Linked DNA regions of Homo sapiens: region 2 is linked to region 1. Evidence: read pairs that join two places in POLR2A ChIA-PET (ENCODE). Cell type or tissue: OCI-LY7. All regions are shown on one strand. Links, peaks and the distances in the headings refer to the core of each region. The heading gives the core; the rest is flanking DNA.

The links. Peaks named below come from ENCODE experiments on the same cell type or tissue, not always from the same donor. Only the 100,000 strongest peaks of a DNase experiment are listed, where the experiment ranks them.
Region 2: POLR2A ChIA-PET joins it to region 1 with 6 read pairs; 1 of 35 experiments calls an interaction of 5 or more read pairs at or near these places.

Annotation. Positions count from the first base shown.
Region 1 is chr14:89,311,316-89,318,957 of GRCh38, forward strand. The region is part of intron 3 of FOXN3 (forkhead box N3); the gene reads right to left. Among named protein-coding and RNA genes, the nearest start is that of FOXN3-AS3, 35 kb to the right of the region's middle. In OCI-LY7, for the core only: no CTCF peak of the experiment used is centred there; a DNase peak (open chromatin) is centred at 6,186; H3K4me3 peaks cover 600 bases; H3K27ac peaks cover 904 bases.
Region 2 is chr14:90,853,299-90,858,298 of GRCh38, forward strand. RPS6KA5 (ribosomal protein S6 kinase A5) reads right to left here. Exons shown (of 17, transcript NM_004755.4): 17 at 1-5,000. Among named protein-coding and RNA genes, the nearest start is that of LINC02321, 28 kb to the left of the region's middle. In OCI-LY7, for the core only: no CTCF peak of the experiment used is centred there; a DNase peak (open chromatin) is centred at 3,003.

The DNA.
Region 1 (7,642 bases), core at 1,545-6,544:
CAAAAAATTAGTCAGGCATGGTGGCATGTGCATGTAATCCCAGCTACTCGGGAGGCTGAGGCAGGAGAATCACTTGAACTTGGGAGGCGGAGGTTGCAGTGAGCCAAGATCACGCCATTGCACTCCAGCCTGGGCGACAAGGCGAGACTCGGCCTCAAAAAAAAAAAAAAAAAAAAAAGGTGTATGGCAATCAAAAGGATGGGATACTAGCATAAAACTAGATACCTGTGGCCGGGTGCAGTGGCTCATGCCTGTAATCCCAGCACTTTGGGAGGCCAAGGTGGGCGGATCACAAGATCAGGAGGTCAAGACCATCCTGGCTAACCGGATGAAACCCCGTCTCTATTAAAAATACAAAAAATTAGCCGGGCATGGTGGCACTTGCCTGTAGTCCCAGCTACTCAGGAGGCTGAGACAGGAGAATCGCTTGAACCTGGGAGGCAGAGGTTGCAGTGAGTTGAGATCACGCCACTGCACTCCAGCCTGGGTGACAGAGCGAGACTCCGTCTCAAAAAACAAACAAACAAACAAACAAAAACAACTACACACCTACCTCTGTGAAATCTAGAAATAGAACAAAGCACTGGTGCAAAACGAGTGTACTATAAATGCAGCATTCAAATCCATGGGGGAGATTAGGACAATTCAAACCCGGATGCAAAGAACCATCAAAAATGAGTGAAGGCCAGCCGGGCACAGTGGCTCACACCTGTAATGCCAGCACTTGGGGAGGCCGAGGCAGGCGGATCATTTGAGGTCAGGAGTTTGAGACCAGCCTGGCCAACATGGTGAAACCCCATCTCTACTAAAAATACAAAAAGTAGCTGGGTGTGGTGGCGGGCACCTGTAATCCCAGCTACTCGGGAGGCTGAGGAATGAGAGTCACATGAACCTGTGAGACAGAGATTGCAGTGAGCCGAGATTGCACTACTGTACTCCAGCCTGGGTGACAGAGCAAGACTCGGTCTCAAAAAAAAAAAAAAAAAGAAGCCAAGGCCCTCGGACTAAAAACTGGGCCTTAAGAGAAGAATACAGCTGGCCAATCCACACGGGCAAGGGTGTCAGCCTCAGCAATTGTAAAAGTAAGGAAAATCAAGCCAAAAAAAAATCTCTATCAATTGGATTAGCAGATACTTAAAAAACTGACAAGACCCAGGGATGACAGGAGAACAGTCAAATATAATATCACAGGACATCTAAGTTGATATAACTTGGAGAAGGGGTAGGGAAAGAAACTGGGATAAATATGTCTATCTCCTTGGTCCATAAATTCAGCTTCTAGGAATTAAACTTTACATTCTACAGCCCACCAATAAAAGGACTCGGGCTTTAATACTGGACAGACCTGAGTGTGTCTTACAATCCCACCACACCTTGCTAGCTGGTAGACCCTGGGAAAGTTACTTGTAGAGTAGATATATACTACTAGCCCCTACAACATTGGACTGTTAGAACTGCATTTATGTACTTAGCATAGCACCAGGCCTAAAGACAGGACCACAGAGGTTATGAGCACTCGCAGTGATACCTCAACCCATATCCTCTGTGTTAGAGGCTGCCCCCACTACCGACTGCCCTGTAAGCTCACAACCACCACCTTCTACAGAAATCCTTTTCGCTGAAGGTCTCAAGAGGCCTGGGATTACAAGATAAATGACTGATAGTACAAAAGCCCTGTCGCTTTGTCCCAAAGAGGACAACTCTAGAACAGTCCCTCAGCAAATCACTCACAACCAAGTCCCTGTCTCAGATTCTGCTTCTAGAGAATCCAGCCTAAGACCCAACTGTTAGGATTTTTATTACCAGGCAAGGGTGCAAAGGTCTAAGTCTCTGCATGTTTACTGAGGCATAACATAAAGAAATGGAAAACAACCAAAATGTCCAGCCACAAACAGATGAATCCATACAAGGGGACATTGCACACATAGTAAAAAAAGAGTACTGTGTATCCATATGAACTGACAAGACTGCCGGGCGCAGCGGCTCACACCTGTAATCCCAGCACTTTGAGAGGCAGGGGATCACTTGAGGTTAGGAGTTCAAGACCAGCCTGGCCAACATGGTGAAACCCCTTCTCTCCTAAAATACGAAAATTAGCTGGGCGTGGTGGCGCATGCCCGTAATCCCAGCTATTCGGGAGGCTGAAGCAGGGGAATCGCTTGAACCTGGGAGGAGAAGGTTGCAGTGAGCCGAGATCATGGCACTGCATCCAGCCTGGGCAACAGAGCAAGATGCTGTCTTAAAAAAAAAAAAAAAGAATTGACAAGAGACGAAGTCCATGTATACTACTGTATGACGCAGCACATGCAGTATGAGCTCAGGCACAAGTAAAGTTTGTGTGGGTAAAGTCACATGTGAAAAGATATTCCAATACCAATGTCCACAGCAGCAGCAGTATTCACAGTAGCAACCCAAATGTCCCTCGATGGCGAATGGATAAACAAAATGTGGTATTATACATACATACAAGAGAGTATTACTCAGCCTTGAAAGGGGCAAAAGTACTGATACATGCTACAACATGGATGAATCTTGGGGACACTGCGCTAAGTGAAAGAAGCCAGTCACAAAAGGACAAACACTATATTATTCCATATATATGAGGTACCCAGAGTAGTCAAATTCGTAGAAACAGAAAGTAGAATGGTGGTTGCCCAGAGCTGGAGAGAGGGGGAAAGGGGGAGTTGGAGAGTATCAGTTTTGCAGAAAGTTCTAGAGATTGGTTGCACAACAGTGTGAATATACTTAACCCTACTGAACTATACTTAAAAGTGATTAAAAGTACATTTTACATTATGGGTATTTTACCACAATTAAGAATTAAAAAGAAAATTTTAAAAATTTTTCTTAAAATGTAACAACACAGAAGTAGGGATACTTTTATTCAGTTCTTTAAACTGTTTTATTGTTTGACCATTCTACATGAGTATATATTGACTTAATAATTAGAAAATACAATAAGCTATTTTAATTCTGGGAAAATACTAATACACTACAAAACGATAAATATTTTACTACACTAGGCTGGTAATCTAAGTCATTCAGGAGTGTGGGTCTTTGGCAGTGAGTGTTTACTTGTTTTTAATAGTGTATAAATTTAACTCTGGTCACTTGTTTTGTCAGCTTCATTTCTTATCTCAGCTCAACCAAAAGAACTTAAATGACATCATCAGTCATTGTTCTGTGACCATTAAAATGTCTAGGTTAATTCCAGAAAAACTGTCAACTAAAGATACTTTTAGAAAATTCCTCTTCCAGATTTTCTTGATTCATTCATTCAACAAAGACTTCTTAAGTGCTTAATAAGTGTCGTGCAACACACAAAGTCTTAGGGACACCATGGTGGCCAAGATGAGCTCAGTTTGTGGATCTCAAACTGGGAAAAGACAGACATGAGATGGACAGGGTGGTGTGGAGCTCTGCTTGTGTTTCCCTACTAGGCCACACGTGTATGCACAAACATACAGACACAGTCACTGAAGCCATCTTTCTCAATGATGTTGATGTTAGCTAACCGAGAACCTTCAAAAATCCCAACAGAGTAAGAGATTTTCAGTGACCAAGACAGTTGAATTTGCTTAATCTGAGACACTCTCATAAACTCAGCCTAAAAGAATGGAAATTTCTTTCTTGCTCAAATTTAATTACTCTTCACGGCTTGCAATAAAGGTCACCTCCCCAGTAATCATGTCTCAGAAAGCCTAGTCATCTCCTTGAATTATTTTCCTAAATGCACTTGATAGATGTTCTTTGATACCAGATCAGCCCCCTCCATATCACCTGGCTCAGACAAACAAAGAGAAGGGGGTGATAAATGTGTCTTTGATGCCCAGGGCCCAGCATCATTCTAGGGCACAAAGACCATCGATCCTTTTTATTCCTTCTCCTACTCATTCTAGACTCTAAATCCAAACACCTTTCTGATCTTAAAATCATTTCCTGAATTATTGTCTCTTGGTGCAGCATCACACAGCAATATCTTGATGAGATAGCACAAATAATTGCTAAATAAAATCTTTAACGTCGGCATAACCCTGAAAGGATATACAGTGAAAATAAGATCGTTACAACGAGGATGAAGCCAGGCGTCAATAGTCCATCAGCTCACCCTTCCACTTGCACAGGAGATCAAAGGCAAGGGCAGCAAACCCAACTAACGAATCTGGGTGTCCAGTCTCGTAGGCATGTCTTTGATTCTCCCCCTTCCCCGAACTCTCCTCCATGGCTTTGCTGTCCTCAGAATGTTGTCCACAGCACGGTTAGAGGAACAAAGAACAGGCAGACCCCAGAATTGCTGTCGAACAGAATGAATATGCAGCTCAGACTCAGGGCAGGCTGAGAAAACTGCAGGGAATTTTAGATGTCACTCTGCCGAAAGATCTGCGTGGGCTATATTGCATACCAGCTCTGAGTTCCTTTTCTAGCATTAACATCAGATTTGTGCTGATCCAGCCATATTCTCCTGGTGGCTCCTGTGGGACTGAGTGCCCATCAATCTGTGAGCCAGATGGCTTAAGCTTATGTGTAGCTGCTGGTCACAGAGGGAAGTGGGGCTAAAGGGGCCCATGCAGATGGTGAGTGGAGCTCTCTAACCACTGGCTGCATCTATCCCAGGCAACTCTCTAAAGAATGATGCTGCTTTCCCTTCTCCCAAGATCCTAGATAAACTCCTTGTTATAAACTACTGCAGCAATGGCCCATGACAATCATGCTTTCCTGTACCCACACCCTCCTGTGGTCCCCGCCAAAAGGAATCTGGCTTGGCCTCTTGACTTGCTACAGCCAATAGGACATTAGCAAATATGACACAAGGAGAAACTGTTGCGTATTGTGTATTGGGGCTTGCTTTCTCTTGTTGCTGGGAACCCTTCTGCCATCAAGTGAAAAAGCTTGGAATCGCTTCCTGAAGGATGTGAGACCCCACAGAGACAGGCCCCAGCTGTCCCAGACATCCCAGCTGAGGTCCAAATATACAAGGGAGCCCAGCTAACACCACAAGGAATAGAGATGAGCCATTCAAGCTGAGCCAACATACAGAACTGCTGAGCAAACAATGATTCTTCTTCTTCTTCTTTTTTGAGTCTCACTCTGTCACCAAGGCTAGATCATGGCTCACTGCAGCCTCGACCTCCCAGGCTCAAGCAATCCTCCTACCTCAGTCTCCTGAATAGTTAGGACTACAGACACGTGTCACCATGTCCAACTACTTTTTTTTTTTTTTTTAATATAGAGATGGAGTCTCATTATGTTGCCCAGACTGGTCTCGAACTCCTGGGCTCAAGTGATCCTCTCACCTCAGCCTCCCAAAGTGCTGGGATTACAGGCATGAGCCACTGCGCCCAGCCTATGATGAATTTTTTTTTTTTTTGAGATGGAGTCTTGCTCTGTCACCCAGGCTGGAGTGCAATGGTGCGATCTTGGCTCACTGCAACCTCCACCTCCCAGGTTCAAGTGATTCTCCTGCCTCAGCCTCCCGAGTAGCTAGATTACAGGGGCCTATCACCACGCCTGGCTACTTTTTGTATTTTTAGTAGAGACGGGGTTTCGCCATGTTGGCCAAGCTGGTTTTGAACTCCTGACCTCAGGTGATCTGCCAGCCTTGGCCTCCCAAAGTGCTGGGATTACAGGAGTGAGCCACCACACCCGGCCACCAATGATGATTCTTTTAAGCCATTAATTTGAGGTGTTTGATCAGCAGCAGGAGCTAACTCATATAACATTCTATGCAGTAGAACCTGCACCACAAAGCAGGATTTCAAGACTGCAATTGGCTTCAAGATGTAGTTTGACAGGTGACTTTAGTGGGTACCTAATGCAAAAAAACAAAAAATAAGTAAAACAGTAAAAGCAATTGACAATACTTTATAAAGCCTGGCCTCTGACAGTGAGTGAGGAAGCTCATAGGATGAAATCATCTGCACATGGCACAGCTGTTTTACATTCAACAGCAGCTCACTCAAGGTAACTCTTCCTACCAGCTCAGTGATGCCAGCTTCAGGAACAGCCACCCCACTTCCTGCGATGTTTTAGAAGGCAAGAGTTCTGGGTGTTAGTGCTGGAGCTGACAGGTAAATGTCCTCTGAGAGTTCCTTCTACCTCTGAGAGCCAGGAAGAAATCTAGACACCCTGGAGGGAATCACTCAGAAATCATTAGACAGTCATTGTACTTCTGAAAGTGCCTGTTTCCTGTTAAGCAGCTCAAAATGTCACCTGAGGGAAAGGCAAATTTCAGCAGGGGTAAAGTGTAGGGTCCCGCAGGAAGACTTCACTTATACGACTGTCTCTTAGAAGCACACCGGATCCTGACACTCCTCTTTCTCTGTGGGATCTGAAATGGTGACAAATAGGAGTTTGGCACCTTTGATTGCAACAATTGAACCTACCTCCTTTCCCCCCCCATAGAAATCCCTCCTTTCCCTGAACCTCTTATGGTACCAGTTCGGGGCCTGTTAGGAACCGGCTGCACAGCAGGAGGTGAGCGGCAGGCGAGCAGGCATTACTGCCTGACTTCGCCTCCCTCCTGTCCCATCAGCTGCAGCATTAGATTCTCATAGGAGTGCAAACCCTACTGTGAACTGCACATGTGAGGGATCTAGGATGCGCGCTCCTTATGGGAATCTAACTAATGCCTGATCCAAGGTGGAACAGTTTCATCCCAAAACTATGTCCCCTACCACTGAAAAACTGTCTTCCATGAAACCACTCCCTGGTGCCAAAAAGGTTGGGGACTGCTATATTAGGGCATCTTATATCCCCCAACTAGCCAGTAAGTTTCTTTAGAGTAGTAACTATGTTTTAATCTTCCCTCCTTCCCTCCCTTTTTCTTTTCTTTCTTCTTCTTCTTCTCTTTTTTTTTTTTTGAGGCGGAGTTTCACTCATGTTGCCCAGGCTGGAGTGCAATGGCGTGATCTCAGCTCACTGCAACCTCCACCTGCCAGATTCAAGTGATTCTCTTGCTTCAGCCACCCAAGTAGCTGGGATTACAGGTGCCCACCACCATGCCCAGCTAATTTTTGTATTTTTAGTAGAGATGGAGTTTCACCATGTTGACCAGGCTGGTCTCAAACTCCCGACCTCAGGTGATCCACCCATCTCAGCCTCCCACAGTACTGGGATTACAGGTGTGAGCCAACACACCCGGCCCCTTTTTCTTTCTCTCATTCATTGATTCAGCAATTGGTTATTAAAAAGCTACAGCCAGGCACAATACAGGAAGCAGCTCACAGCCCAGAGGGGAGAATGCCAAGAAATAATTATAAAACATAATCTTGGCTAACCGTTATCAAGCACCTTTTATGTGTCAGGCTGTGTTCTAAGGATTTTAAATGTTCACTCATTTAATCCTTGCATCAACCCTATGAGAAAGGCAGTGTTTTTATCCTCAGATACAGACAAGGACACTAATGCACAGACAGGTGATATAGCCTGGTTGTGCGCAGCAGTGACTGGTGGAGCTGACCACTCAAATCCGGGTTCTCCCTGCCTTCCTGCACCGTGGCCAGATGAAGCCGCCGACCCGATGCATCTGTATTCTATTTCATGGGCAATGTCAACTCAACCTAGGTTTTGGACTAAACAATGGTTACATCAAAGACGGGCTGGAATGGAGAACGGAGGCAGAAACACCAGACAGAGAAGCTAT
Region 2 (5,000 bases), core at 1-5,000, 1.5 Mb after region 1:
AGCCAAAACCTAGCAGAAACAAATGACTAATCAAACTAAAATTTCAAAGAGTAGATTCATCAAACTAAGATCTCCCATTAAGACATCAACAATGAAGTGGCTAATAAAAAAGTAAGCATCACATTTATGATGTCTAGATAAAAGTCAACCAAATAAATAAGATGCATCCCTTAAGTAACAACAATAAAAAAAAAACCCAAAAACAAAACAAAGCATCAATGGATGTTTTAAATACCTAAAATTTAGGTTGGGCACAGTGGCTCACGCCTGTAATCCCAGCACTTTGGGAGGCCGAGGCAGGCAGATCATCAGGGCAGGAGTTCGAGACCAGCCTGACCAACATGGTGAAACCCCATCTCTACTAAAAATACAAAAAAAAAAAAAAAAACCCTAAAATTTAACACTATGAAGTCTCTATATTAAATCAAAATCGTAACCATCTTGAAAGCTAAATTAAAATAATCCTGGAGCTCTGGAATGTTATTCCCTCTTAAAGCTGTATTAGGTCTTTAGGAAATCAATGTGGTGTTACTAGTTTATGTGTATCCCATTATTCATTTAAAAAGAAACGAACACAAATATTTCACACCCTTTTTCTTGATTAATCATTTGTACCAGAGAAAACTCTGTATATACCAGTACAGGTGGGGGATTACTGGCAGGGCAGATAGTCGATTTAAGGAGTGAGGGGCAGTCTTATTAATTTGGTATTGTAAGCCCCCAATACATGTGTGTATACACATACATAAACACACACCTATGTAATTTTCACAAGACCAAACTATTAAAGTACCTAGAAAATAGAATATTTTTTCCTCTAAACTAAGATATCTGTTTATATAGACTATTGATGCAAACTAATTTTAAGTAATTATAGTGCAAGGAGCCTGATGTATGAAGATTTGACATTGTAATTTATAATTCCTAAGTAATTATTAAATGATTAATGTTTAATCATTAATCATTTAATAATAAATGGCTACCAGATTTAGAACAAAACTTACTGTAGCCATTATAATCTGCTAACGTTTGAAAAACTTAACATGAAATCAGCACAGAAACTAAGTTTTTAGAAATAGCCTACATAATGAAGATTATGTATTATATAGTCACAAATTTTTATTTTAGATTTCACAATGTACACTTGTCTCAAGTAAGTCTATTTAACTAGAATTTTTAAAGACTTGCGATTTTGCTAAATGTATCATCATTAGAAAAAGTTTTCTGGATGTGTATATGAGCAGGGTTTGATTATTCTGACATCAGAAAGCCAACACTAGATTCCACAGCAAGGACACTGGAATTTAAAAATCTGGAATACTTTAACAGTAGACTTTACTCAAATATCTAAAAGACGTATCAGACTCACTCAGTAAAAAATATACTATACTTACTACAAATACATTATCTTCTAAGCCCATTCTTATTTTTAAAAATATGTACAACTAGACTAATGATGCCAAATACTTACACAAGTTCATGCATTTTAGGTGTGCTTTATTCAAAATATATTATTAAAAAATGTCAATACCTAGTTACTTCAAAAAATACCTTCAAAATGTTTACCATTCAAAACATATAAAAAGCACTGACTTTATTGTACTGCAATATAAATTCTTCACATAAAGATTTTATGTAAAACACTCTGCAGTTAGAAACAATCTTATTTACATTTTCTATAAAAGTATTTTGAAGTTTTAAAAGTCTAATCGATTTTTTTCAATACATTTCATCTCTTTGCTTTGCCAGGAACAAAGTTTCAAGTGATATCTCCATCAGCGAATAAAAAGATGTATAAGTTCACTCATATTGATAAAACTTTTGCATTCAAATGAATACAGATTATCTAGGATAAAGATATTTCAAATGTATATGATGGGGCTAAGGGAGACATAGCTTCTGACTACTTAGTAAAATGGCAAAATCATGAATGGCATTAATTTTCTGCTATTTTAAAGGTATTATGTTTGATGAAAAGACAACTGCTATAAATGACTTTCTGAATAAATATTTCAGCTAACTGCACAAATGAGCCTGCTTCTGAGACAAAGTTAACATAGGTAAGATGAGAGAGATTTTAGAAAAGTGCTCACCAAAGAAAAACTGAACTCAAACAAAGGCCTGGTACTTACATTATTTTTTATTTTTTATTTTTTTGAGACGGAGTTTCACTCTGTCGCTTAGGCTGGAGTGCAATGGCGTGATCTCGGCTCACTGCAACCTCTGCTTCCTGGGTTCAAGAGAGTATCCTGCCTCAGCCTCCCAAGTAGCTGGGCCCACAGGCACCCACCACCACGCCCAGCTAATTTTTGTATTTTTTTTTTTTTGAGACAGAGTCTTGCTCTGTTGCCCAGGCTGGAGTGCAGTGGCGCGATCTCGGCTCACTGCAAGCTCTGCCTCCTAGGTTCACGCCATTCTTCTGCCTCAGCCTCCCGAGCAGCTGGGACTACAGTCATCCGCCACCACGCCCGGCTAATTTTTTGTATTTTTAGTAAAGACGGGGTTTCACCGTGTTAGCCAGGATGGTCTCGATCTCCTGACCTCGTGATCCGCCCGCCTCAGCCTCCCAAAGTGCTGGGATTACAGGCGTGAGTAGAGACAGCGTTTCGCCATGTTGGCCAGGCTGCTCTCAAACTCCTGACCTCACGTGATCCACCCGCCTTGGCCTCCCAAAAGGCCGGTGCTCCCATTATTATAATGAGTCCCAAAGTAAGAAATTAAACTTTAGGGCAAAGATACAAGTAATGATAAGCTGGATATGATCACCATGGAAACATACAGCACTTTGACATCTGTCCGAGCACTACCCAATAATGGGAAAAGTATGATTCCCAAGGAGGTTCCCTTTCTCTGTTAAGCTGGAACTTTGGTGTTTCCTGTAAGAGGCAAGTTTACTTTGTCCCCAAGAGCTTAATCTCTAGTTAGAAAAGATTTTCCAACCATAACATAACTATGCTTCAGAGTTGATGCCAAAGAAAGGGGGGCAGGATGGCATTCTCTGAATAGCCAGGTGTTAGTACTGACTTCCTCAAACTAGCTACAGCCTTTCTAGCTATGCGTGATTTTTTTTTTTTTTTTTTTTGAGACGGAGTTTCACTCTTGTTGCCCAGGCTGGAGTGCAATGGTGCGATCTAGGCTCACTGCAACCTCTGCCTCCCGGGTTAAAGTGATTCTCCTGCCTCAGCCTCTCAAGTAGCTGGGATTACAGGCATGCGCTACCACGCCCGGCTAATTTTTGTATTTTATTAGAGATGGAGTTTCTCCCTTTTGGTCAGGCTGTTCTCCAACTCCTGACCTCAGGTGATCCACCCGTCTCGGCCTCCCAAAGTGCTGGGATCACAGGCGTGAGCCACTGTGCACGGCCTGTGTGTGATTTTTTAAAATATAAGATAAAATTCATTTTAAGTGTACCATTCATTGTTTTTTACTACATTTACAATGTCTTGCAACCATTACCACTACCTAATTCCAGAACATTTTGATCACCCCAAAACCCCATCACCTGTATACATTGTCACTCCCTATTTCCCCCTCCCACCAGCCCCTGAAAAACACTAATCTTTCTGTCTCTATGGATTTGCCCATTCTGGACATTTCATGTAAGTGGAATCATACAATACGTGGCCTTGTGTGTCTGGTTTCTTTACCTTTAACTGGTAGTTCTTCAGCCATTCCAAAGGGGCTACAATTTCGAGAATACCAAGCCACAGGTGCTCAAGATGGCGAATCTGTCCTCCCAGTGCAGCCTAGTTTCTATGGAGCTACCATATATGACAGTGTCCTATTATTGCTGCCTTTTGATCACATGAACATGGATCATAATCAGAAGTACAAACTGTTATCTCTGGAATACGTCTTTGTAATAAAAAAAAATCCACTGGATAAAGTTTCAAAAGTGGGAAAGAATAACAAAGACAGGAATAGAATCCTTGATCTGACTATAATATTTTAACAGTGACATGTGCCCAGATTATATTTTTATCTTGGTAACACTGAAATTTATGCTATTCTGGAAGACAAAGACCACCAAGCCATTTTTTGGTATCACGAAGCATTTAATAAGTGCTTAGTTGCATCTGAAATGTTTTTCAAAAACAGAAGTTAAAATGGGAAACCACAGTAGGATGATTCTTCATCAGATTTCATGTCGATATTCATAAAGAGACATAATTTCAGAGCTAAGTTTGTTCTCCATAAATCAGTTCCTGGAGTTTCAACTCAAATTGTCAAATAATTGTGCTCCCGGTGAGATTTTTATGTAACACAGAAACTCATAGTTAGGGAATTGGGCTTGCAAAAGGTAGGCCAAATATTGATGTAGTGTGGGTGAACTGTGAACTGCATTAAGCTCTACAGAGTTTTTTCAAAAGGCTAAAAATATTTATATAAAGAAGATGTAATCATCTAAAAGATTCCAGTCTCTTTTTTCTCACTCCCAACCCCCACACAAGAAAAGTCTATTTTAATTACCACAAGTCCGACTCGGCAACCATTTAGTAGCCTTTCTATAAAAACAGGCTGCAAGTGCCAAAGTGACACAGATCTTATCTTAAATATTGTTATATTGCTTGTGTCTAGAGTAATACCTGGCCTGAAAGAAGTGCTCAAAAACTATTTAATGGACAAAGGAACAAATGAATAAACCGGGTGCCTTCACATATGACCATGTGACAACCAAGTTATCAATGCCAGAAGCCACTGCGGAGAAATCAACAATGGCGATTAAAAATGATTACCACCAGATTTTTGCTTTTGGCCACAATAGAGTAGCTTGTGATTGGACTAGCCCTCCTACTGAAAACAACGATGAAAGCTATATTAACCCTTTTCCGGTTTAGAAAAAAAAAGTACAGCTCACTGCCAGCATTCATTTAATTTTACGTAAACACATTCTTTGAGGCTAAAGCAAATCTGACTGATTTTCAATGTGAAAATAAAATATAAAAACTGTTCTTGATGTTATTTCTAAACAGATCTAGTATCAGAAGCATCTGAATCAT